2 separate regions of the Homo sapiens genome follow, and region 2 is linked to region 1. Evidence: chromatin loops called from intact Hi-C (ENCODE). Cell type or tissue: dorsolateral prefrontal cortex. All regions are shown on one strand. Each heading gives the region's core, and the rest is flanking DNA. Links, peaks and the distances in the headings are about the cores only.

Region 1 (5,388 bases), core at 389-5,388:
ACAATGAAACCCCGTCTCTACTAAAAAAATACAAAAAATTAGCCGGGCGTGGTGGTGGGCGCCTGTAATCCCAGGTACTTGGGAGGCTGAGGCAGGAGAATGGCATGAACCTGGGAGGCAGAGCTTGCAGTGAGCCAAGATCTCGCCACTGCACTCCAGCCTGGGTGACAGAGCGAGACTCTGCCTCAAAAAGAAAAAGAAAAAAAAAGCCATTCATTTAGGAAGATTCCTAGGGCCTTACTTCAAAGCAGAAAAAAAAAAAATTACAGCTAAGTCTTTATCAATGCCTCGCCTTCTGTTCAAATCAGAACTCCTTTTTACTAAGACTTATACCTTTTACTAATGAAAACACAACTTTGGAGACAAGAAGGAATAGGTCCAAATCAGACAATTTATAAAAAAGCTTTAAGTCTTACCATGTGGCCAAGGTGAGCCTTGAGGTTGCCCAAAAGACTTCCTCTTATGGATATAACTCGGTTTGGACATATATTTGACTTTTCCAGGTCGATTTATTAGAAAACTGTGACCATGTTGATTCTCTCTATAGTAGAAATCACATAATTATTACATTCCCAGAATCTCATATCAGCGATAAACTTTAACATTTCAAAAAGCCCAAATTAAGCTGGGCACAGTAGTGCAAGCCTATAGCCCCAGCTACTGGCGAGGGTGGGACAGGAGGATCACTGGAACCCAGAGAGTCGAGGCTGTGGTGTGCCATGATTGCACCTGTGAATGCCACTGCACTCCAGCCTGGGTGACAGAGCAAGACCCTGTTACTTTAAGGAAAAAACAGACCAAAATATAGCTCAGATTATATTCACTTGATACTGCCTAGTCTGTACCTCAGTGATGCACTTAACATATAACTCTCAACAAATTATTCTTTGTATCTCATACCTCAAACCTCATTTTTTTTCACAAAACTTTTTTGTGGTTATCTCACTCTCCATTTCAAATTCTCCATATATTGGGCAGTTATATATGTATTTAATCCCTGCTTTATTCTAGAAAAGTCTCAACGGGAATCTTTGGTATTTGAAGTAAACTCTACACTACACACACAGATGATCTGATTACATCTGGGTTTGTGTTGGTAGTATCTCCTCTAGGCTCTTAAATTATGTGATTATGTTTACAATTCTAATAATTTATTTTGTCAAATGTGTTGATGCTTAACAACACTGTACTCCAATTCATGTTCACCCTATGATCACCAACAGATATTAATAGAACTTTGCATGTTTGTTGACCATATATAAGAAATTTTATACTTGGGTAGTTTTCTTCAGCATTCTATGTTTAGTTAATTCCTGCCTAATTAACTCATATATAACCCCTCTGCAGGTGATTAAAGTAAAATACATAATAGTAGCTACAGCTGAATGAGCATAACTGGGCAGGTCTGGGGCGGGTAGCAGAAAGGGAAGTGGTAAGCAGCTGGGGACTGGCTGTTTCTGAAAGAGAGAAGATGACACATGGGAAAATAGGATGAGCAGTTAGAAGGCAAATTATGGAGGCAAATATTAACAACAACTAAATAAAACAGGACTGCACAGATACCAAATTTCATACTTCTGGAATACCTAAATGCTCTGTAAGCTTAGTGAGAAATATAACACAATTTTTGCCTTTTTCCTTGGTGATTCTATCAATGTATAAAGACCTCATGATTATGAGGCTACTTTTTTCCTTTATCATCATAACTCTAAGCAGGGTAAATGCAAATGCACTGAACTTAGGTCACGAAAGTGCTACATTTCTTCTTATCAGGCCTGACGTTATCTTGCCAAATGGCATGTGAAACCTTGTCTTACCCTCTTGGAGAAGGGCAGTGTTGACAACTGGAAGACTGAGTAGGGCTGGGTTTGTTAGGCAATGGTTTCTGTGGTAGAGTTGGTAGCTGTACTGACTCAGATAACAGTTCATTCATCAGACCGTACGCTTGTGAGATTCGACGACTATAGTGTTCAGAGAGCAGCAATCTGTAGACAAAGAATTAAGCATCATTTATTAAGAGTCACTTTCAGTTCATCTATCCAGAGGGAATATAGTGTTTGAAGATCACCTAGCATGTTCTGGTTTTTTTTTTTTTTTGAGACGGAGTTTCACTCTTGTCACCCAGGCTGGATTGCAATGGCGTGATCTCGGCTCACTGCAACCTCCGCCTCCCGAGTTCAAGCAATTCTCCTGCCTCAGGCTCCCGAGTAGCTGGGATTACAGGCGCCTGGCCACCATGCCCGGCTAATTTCACTTAGCATTTTCTTTCTTCAGCACTTCTAACATCCTTCTATTCATCAGATTTCTGAAAATGATTAGGCAGTATTATTAAAGGTACTTGTAGTTATGGTCTCTGGAGTATTTCCCAAATGCATGTAAATATCTGGGTTGGGAAAGGGAGAACAGCAGAAATAAAAGTCATAAAAACTGAATGAAACACATAATATTTGAAAGCAAATTTGAAAAAAGGCTAGTGAGTCTCATCATTTTCCTTGCAGTGATAACTCCCATAATTCTCTGTTTATTGACAAAAAAGAGACTATTGTGAAAACAGAATTCCTAAGGCATTAATCTATGCCTCAGCTAAGGAAGTTAGAGAGAAAACACAGGGTTACAGCTACCAAACTCACCTGTCTTTTTCATGCTTCATCTTTTGTCTCAGCCTTATTTCCCTTGAAGTCATGTAAAGCTGCATAAAAAATACCCAGTTGGTTCATTATTGTTCAATCCAAATAATTAAACCATTACACATAATTCTGTTATTTAGGAAACAGTACAAAACACTGTCGTGTTTGATGAAGCTTCCTACTCTAGCATAAAACATAAAAATGTTAAATTAAAACATCATGTAATTAAAGTAAAAACCAATTTAGGGAGGCTGCGGCGGGCGGATCACCTGAGGTCAGGAGTTCATGACCAGCCTGGCCAACATGGTGAAACCTCGTCTCTACTAAAAATACAAAAATTAGCTGGGCATGTGGCACACACCTGTAATCTCAGCTACCTGGGAGGCGGAGGCTGCAGTGAGCTGAGATAGCGCCACTGCACTCCAGCCTGGGCAACAGAGCAAGGCTCCGTTTCAAAAAAATAAATAAATAAATAAAAATAATAAACCAATTTAATAAATGGAAGGCAAAATCTATTTTACTAGTTCAATTAATATATTTTATTGAATTAATTAGGAGAGAACCTTATTTGGCTGCACTAAAAATGGAAAGTAGGAACATTTTAGGTGGAAGCACCTATGCTTTGTACTCAATCCTGTAATTAACCTCACCAAGAGCTTGTTAATAAAGCAGAAATTAGACATTTAAAATTATCATTTTTATGTTTTAAAATGTTTATCAGAAACCTACTACAGTGAATTGACTGTGACTCATAAACTCTTCAAGTTATACACCAGAAGGCAAACAACAAATGTCAGACACATACGTATTATTCCAGAACATTAAGAACTATTGGTGTGAGTTACATGTGAGGTTCTTTTCACACACAATTATGTATATAAAAATGGACACTCAGAAGTAAATTCACTTTTTCAAGGTCCTGTGGAGAAGTTGTCACTAGCAAATTAAAGGTCTTGTTGATTTCTAATAGAAATTCAAATGAAAATTTTAATTACATTAACACCTCACTAATCCCATCCCTTTACCCAAATAGAAGTTAAAAAACAAAACAAAAAAAGTGTTTGCAATCTTGAATGAGACCACAAAATCTATAAACCAAGCAGTTCTTAAACCCTTAGAGTTTACTTATTTTGAGACAAGAGTGCACTCTGTTGCCCAGGCAGGAGTGCAGGGGCATGATCTTCTCAACTGGGCACAAGTGATCTTCTTACCTTGAGTAGTTAGGACTACAGGCATGTGCCACCACATCTGGCTAAATTTTCATTTTCTTATTTTTTTTTGTAGAGACAAGGTCTCACTATGTTGCCTAGGCTGGTCTTGAACTCCTGGCCTCAGGTGATCCTCCTATCATGGGCTCCCAAAGTGCTGGGATTACAGACATGAGCCACTATTCCTAGCCAATTTATTCTAAATTTGGACACAATTCTAACAATCTTGGGTATTTACTTCACTGACAGCGAGAAGGTAATGTCAGAACCCATTCTACATTAGGCTAGGGGAACATACACACACACACACACACACACACACACACACACAGTCTCTCTCAAACACACATGCACACACTTTAAGATTCTGGTCAGGTACCTCAGTAGCCCTGAAGGTCACTACCATGTCTCCTGGGCTATCAAGAAAACGTTACGTTAACACCAATATGCTCTTTTCAGAGACAGGTAAGTAAATTGCACACTTTAAACAATAGTTCACCTACTTTTGCACCATTTGGCGTTTTAATGGAACAGTTTATCTGAAAAATTCACCTAAAGAATTTGTTATCCTAATGATGCTGAAAAAAATGAAGGGATATTGTATTTTATTTCAGATTACAAAGTAAAAGATAAACTGTAATCTAAACTGTAATCTAAATGTAATTTTCATAGTAATGTGACTATCAAAGTAATAGTGCTTTGTTTTACCATCTGAAGAAAAATATACCTGACCTAGCCTGGTTATGTCTGTATTTAGGGCTCAGTAAATAAATGCTGAGTTTTAAAAACAGTTAAAAAAACAAAAACCACACACACAGAACTGACATTGTTCTGTTGATACATGACTGGACAATAATTTTTTTTGTATTCTTTGTAGGTAACTTATGAACAGAAAATTGAAGGGTTTTTTATTTGTTAGCTTTTGCTTTATTTGTAGACACAGGGTCGCCCTTTGTCTCCCAGGCTGGAGTGCAGTGGTGTGATCATAGCTCAATACAGTCTCAAACTTCTGGGCTCAAATGATCCTCCTGCCTCAGCCTCTAGAGTAGCTGGGACTACAGGTGTGTGCTACCACACCTGGCTAATTTTTTTTTTTCTTTTGTAGAGATGAGATCTCATGATATTGCCCAGGATGCTCTCAACTCTTGGTCACAAGTGATCCTCTCACTTTGGTCTCCCAAAGTTTTCTAAGCAAATAAATTTTATAAACTAAGTAAGGGAGCAGGCATAGAAGAGTGAGTTTTTAAAATGGCTTTAATACACATAGTTGGTTGTCGCAACTGCCAATGACTCTCATTGAAAATTAAAGGAAGAACTCCAATTGGTCACCCAATCACTCAACCTCCTCCTCTTGTTAAAATGCTATAGCCATCATTAGCCTGGGGGACAAGAAAATATTTAAGATAATTCAGTATAACTTGGTTAGCACAATATGCTGCAACATTTTAAGATAATTTATTAACTTTTCCTGACTTAAGTAAAACATTTACTTTTCTATATGCCAAATTACAAATGTATCCAAATTATGTTAATCTTTTTCTTAAAATTTTGCC
Region 2 (5,388 bases), core at 63-5,062, 79 kb before region 1:
TTGCCCAGGCTGGAGTACAGTCCTGCACTTCTGGCTGACTGCAACCTTCGCCTCCCAGGTTCAAGCGATTCTCATGCCTTAGCCACCCAAGTAGCTGGGATTTTACAGGTGTGCACCACCACACCCGGCTAATTTTTGTATTTTTAGTAGAGACAGGGAATTGCCATGTTGGCCAGGCTGGTCTTGAACTCCGGGCCTCAAGTGATCTGCCTACTGTGGCCTCCCAAAGAGCCGGGATTATAGGCGTGAGCCACTGTGCCCAGCCACTACATTTTTTTTTTTTTTAAGTAAAATGCTAGCACTGGTTCTCAAATGAATATCTTACCCAACAAAAATTCTTCTATCCCTAGACCCACTTTAACTCATTATGGGAAACAACAGGATTTCTATGCTACTTAAAAAGAATTTATCTTTTCTTTTTAATCCTGTGGGGATCCTAAAAGGAAGGATGAATATGATGTGGGAATTTCTTTTTTTTGTAATTAATACTCCTACAAGCCAAGTGGTGGGAATGTTTTTAACTAGTGTGTTAATGCACTCAAAAAGTCCAAAATGGGCTGGGCACGGTGGCTCACGCCTGTAATCCCAGCACTTTGGGAGGCCGAGGCAGGCGGATCACGAGGTCAGGAGTTCAAGACCAGCCTGGCCAGCATGGTGAAACCCTGTCTCTACTAAAAATACAAAAATTAGCCAAGCATGGTGGTGCGCACCTATAGTCCCAGCTCCTCGACAGGCTAAAGCAGGAGAATCGCTTGAACCTTGGAGGCGGAGGTTGCAGTGAGCCGAGACTGTGCTACTGCACTTCCGCCTGGGTGACAGAACGAGGCTCTGTGTCAAAAAAAAAAGTCCAAAATCTATGCCGGTAATCCATTACTAACAATGAGGATTAGTAGCTTAAAAACTAGATTAAGGCTGGACATGATGGCTCACACCTGTAATCCCAGCACTTTGGGAGGCCGAGGCAGGCAGATCACAAAGTGTGGAGTTTAAGACCAGCCTGGCCAATATGGTGAAACCCCATCTCTACTAAAAATACAAAAATTAGCCAGGCGTGGTGGCAGGCTAGTTGTCGATCCATATTCCCGACATGCTGGTGCTTCTCCTTCCATGCCTCCAGCTACTCTGGAGGCTGAGGAGAATCACTTGAACTCAGGAGGCGGAGGTTGCAGTGAGCCAAGATCGCGCCACTGCATTCCAGCCTGGATGACAGAGCGAGACTCCGTCTCAAAAAAAAAAAAGAAAGGAAAAAAAAAAACTAGATTAAAAACATGCATTGAAAGCCTTACTACACACACGCGCGCACACACACACACACACACACACATATAACTTTGATTGCCTTTGGGGAAATGAACTGGGTGGCTGGAGGATAGATAGAAACAAGACTTTTTATTGTAAATCCTTTTCTACCTTTTGGTTTTTTTTAAAAAGTCTCTACCTGTTTTTTTAAACATGCTTATTAGTTTTTCTAATCAAAGAAATAACACATTTAAATTTAAAATAAAGAAGTCCTAGGCTGAGCATGGTGGCCCACACCTGTAATCCCAGTACTTTGGGTGGCCAAGGCAGGAGGATCACTTGAGGCCAGGAATTCAAAACCAGCCTGCGCAACATAGTGAGACCCTGTCTCTACAAAAATGAAAATTAAGGCCGGACGCAGTTTCTCACACCTGTAATCCCAGCACTTTGGGAGGCCGAGGCAGGTGGATCACGAGGTCGTGAGTCCTAGACCAGCCTGGCCAAGATGGTGAAACCCCGTCTCTACTAAAAATACAAAAATTAGCCAGGCATGGTGGTGGGCGCCTGTAATCCCAGCTACTCGGGTGGCTGAGTCAGGGGGTTGCTTGAACCCGGGAGGCAGAGGTTGCAGTGAGCCAAGATCATGCCACTGCACTCCAGCCTGGGCAACAGAGCAAGACTCTGTCTCAAAAAAAAAAAAAGACAATTAAAAAATTAACCGGGTGTGGTATTATGCGCCTGTAGTCCTAGCTACTCGAGAGACTGTCAGGAAAATCGCTCAAGCTCAGGAGCAGGATTGCATTGAGCTGTGATTGTGCCACTGCACTCCAACCTGGGCAATTGAGCAAGACTGTGTTTCTTAGAAGTAAAGAAGCCTTCTGCCTGGTTCTGGGATTCTACATGTTTATCTGTCATAGAAAATTTTAACACAGGGTTTCTCAACCTCAGCACTATTGACAGGACTAGATGATTCTTTGTTGTCAAGGATTGTTCTGTGCATTGCAGGTTGTTAAGCAGCATCCCTGGCCTCTATCCACTAGATGCCAGTAGTGGCTCCCATTGTGACAACCAAAAATGTCTCCAGATACTGCCAAATACTCCTGTGTCAGGATACGGGGGAAGAAGCTTATTCCTGATTGAGAACTACTGGGTTAACATACACAGTTTGGAAAATACTAATCGTAAAAACTGTACCAGTCTTTGTATAATGCTGTCAATATGTAAATACCTTTGTTTAGAATTGACTTGTGTTACATTTTAGGGAAAAAATATAACATTGTGATTAAGTGACCCCAAAGTCACATTTTGGTAAGTTAGTTGTCGGTACATATTCCTGACATGCTGGTGCTTCTCCTTCCATACCTTGAAAAAAAAACTCTAACAGACTTTTTTTTTTAACTGGACCTTTACGTGCAAAATGCCCTATTTCTGCCCCCAAATACGTAAAGCTGTATATAGTTTCTTTTCAGGTTTTGGATATTCATAAAGCATTAATTTTATTCTTATAGACGCAAAATGATTTCATGGTTATCTGCAATGTTGCAAAAATCCTAGAGCTAGTTGTACCACTGATGGAGCATCCAAGTGAAACTTTTCTTGCCACTATTGAGGAAGATCTAATGAAGCTCATCATCAAATATGGCATGACTGTAAGCACTCAGTTTACCATTTCTTTATTCATTAGTGTAAAGTTCTAATGTATTTTATTAAAATTTTTAAAGCAAATATTTGTAAAAAGCTAAGTTTTTAAAATAGTATATTTTTAACTTTTATCTAAACATTTTCTATATCTTTTAGGTAGTGCAACATTGTGTGAGCTGTCTTGGAGCTGTTGTAAATAAAGTGACACAAAATTTTAAATTTGTGTGGGCTTGTTTCAATAGATACTATGGTAAGTTCAATACCAGGGTTTTAAAATTATTCTGCTAGGTCCTGCAGGGGGTCAGCTCATTTTAAACACATTTGATAAAAGGCTAGACTCGAGGAAATTATGAGGTGTGATTATCCACCGTGGTCCTCTCAGAAACAATATTTTCTAGTGTCTTTTGTATTTCCTGAAGAACCCACTGTGATTACTTCAGAAATTTATCTCCTGATAAGTAAAGATTGGTAAATTTTTTGCGCACTGTGAAAAGTAAAATTTAAATTTTCTTACATTAGTTTAGACTCTGAAGAGCACTCTCATAATTCTAGACATATTTAATATTTAGAACCATTAGTAAAAATTAATTGGCTGGGGACAGTGGCTCATGCCTGTAATCCCAGCACTTTGGGAGGCCACGGCGGGTGGATTACCTGAGGTCGGGAGTTCGAGATCAGCCTGGCCAACATGGTGAAACCCCGTCTCTCTACTAAAAATACAAAAATTTGCCAGGCGTGGTGGCACACGACTGTAATCCCAGCTACTTGGGAAGCTGAGGCAGGAGAATCACTTGAACACGGGAGGCGGAGGTTGCAGTGAGCCAAGATCATGTCACTGCACTCCAGCCTGGGTGACAGTGAGACTCCATCTCAAAAAAAAAATTGTAATTCATTAGTAGTAATTACTTGAACTTAGTAATTCAAAGATAAATATTATAAGTAAATATTACTTATCTTTATTAGGTGCCATTTCAAAATTAAAAAGTCAACACCAAGAGGACCCAAATAACACTTCACTTCTAACAAACAAACCAGCACTTCTTAGATCCCTTTTCACCGTTGGAGCACTATGTCGGCATTTTGATTTTGATCTGGAAGATTTTAAAGGCAACAGCAAGGTAAAGGTAGTAATACTTAAAATGCTATAAAACATAGAGCTATATGGCACTGTGATCTGAGAATGACAGTAGTGACCCAGGATGAAGGCAACATTAGAGTAGTCTGGTTTAATGAAAATTCTGAAAACAGTGCTGCTCAAAACGTGGTCCTCAGACTGGCTGCTAATCCATCAACTTTTTGTTACTGGTGTGTAACCAGATAATGAAATTTCCCTGACAAGTTATATCAGTTTTGTAACAGTAGCACACTGTTGACATCAACAGCTGACTTTTTAAAAAAAATTTTTTTCAATGAAGGAAACAATGCACTGATTTACATTCCGAAACAAGCTTCTTTGTCACAGACTGATACTTTGAATGCCACTGTTCTAAAATAAATGGAATTGGTTACTTATTTTTTTAATAAAGTTCACACAAATTCTCATTGTTTTAAGGTATTTTTTTCCTTTATAGTTGAAAATTAATCTAAGTTACTGTTCATGAACACTTTAATGTGTTTTCCTCCCCTTAGGTTAACATAAAAGATAAAGTACTTGAACTATTGATGTATTTTACAAAACACTCAGATGAAGAAGTACAAACAAAAGCTATCATTGGTCTAGGTAAGTCTAAATTTCTTTATAATTTGTAGCTATTTGAGAGGGATAGAGCATATTTTTAAATATTGTGAATCTAAATTGTTGATTTACTTTAATATGTTTCTATTAGCAGTAGGATTTGGTGTATAGAATGTAGGTCTGAGGATTAAAACAACTGGGTTGCATTCTTGTCATGGCCATTGACTTCCTGGGTAACCTTGAGCAAGCCATTTGTCTGTTCATCAGTTTCTTCATTAGTAAAATAGAGATAACAATACTTTCTTCTACCCCTCCTCCATAGGGTATCTTAAGAACATTTATTAAAGCCCTTTGATAAAGAAAAATAATATAGAAGAATTCTGTGCTCTTTGCATTTTTTTAATTGTTCTTTTTCATTGCAAAGCTTTGTCACTACAGGAAGCTGCCACATCTGGTTAAAACAATGATCAGTCTACACTGACTTATTTATATAAAAGCAAATAGTAAGCAACCCAGAAGGAACAATTTGGATATATACCTGTTTTATAATGTTTTTCCAGGAAGGATTGATGTAATAAAAACATGTTTTGCAATTGTTAGGCAGGTCTATGTGGCTTATATCTAGGAAGGAATTAGAATATGAGGAAATAGGAGGTGAATGGCATTAAAGTACCTGAATTGAATGCACTTCAAAAAAATACAAGAACAGTCTGTCCAGGTTTTTGGTTTTTGTTGTTGTTTTTTTTGGTACAAATACAGTTGGCCTTCCATATCCATGGGTTTCACATCTGTGGATTTAACCACCAAGGATCAAAAATACTGAGAAAAAAAAA

What was found. Hi-C counts contacts between places; a loop is a spot of excess contacts. Peaks named below come from ENCODE experiments on the same cell type or tissue, not always from the same donor. Only the 100,000 strongest peaks of a DNase experiment are listed, where the experiment ranks them.
Region 2: it touches region 1 in a loop (4-fold over the local background); 6 of 110 quality-filtered maps call a loop at or near these places.

What each region holds. Positions count from the first base shown.
Region 1 is chr5:37,119,800-37,125,187 of GRCh38, forward strand. CPLANE1 (ciliogenesis and planar polarity effector complex subunit 1) reads right to left here. Exons shown (of 53, transcript NM_001384732.1): 48 at 2,631-2,689; 49 at 1,818-1,985; 50 at 417-541. Among named protein-coding and RNA genes, the nearest start is that of CPLANE1-AS1, 130 kb to the right of the region's middle. In dorsolateral prefrontal cortex, for the core only: no CTCF peak of the experiment used is centred there; no DNase peak of the experiment used is centred there.
Region 2 is chr5:37,041,600-37,046,987 of GRCh38, forward strand. It overlaps NIPBL (NIPBL cohesin loading factor), which reads left to right. Exons shown (of 47, transcript NM_133433.4): 35 at 2,748-2,888; 36 at 3,037-3,130; 37 at 3,844-3,998; 38 at 4,510-4,600. Among named protein-coding and RNA genes, the nearest start is that of NIPBL, 170 kb to the left of the region's middle. In dorsolateral prefrontal cortex, for the core only: CTCF peaks have their summits at 2,281 (motif pointing right) and 2,482; a DNase peak (open chromatin) is centred at 2,273; H3K4me3 peaks cover 599 bases; H3K27ac peaks cover 3,133 bases.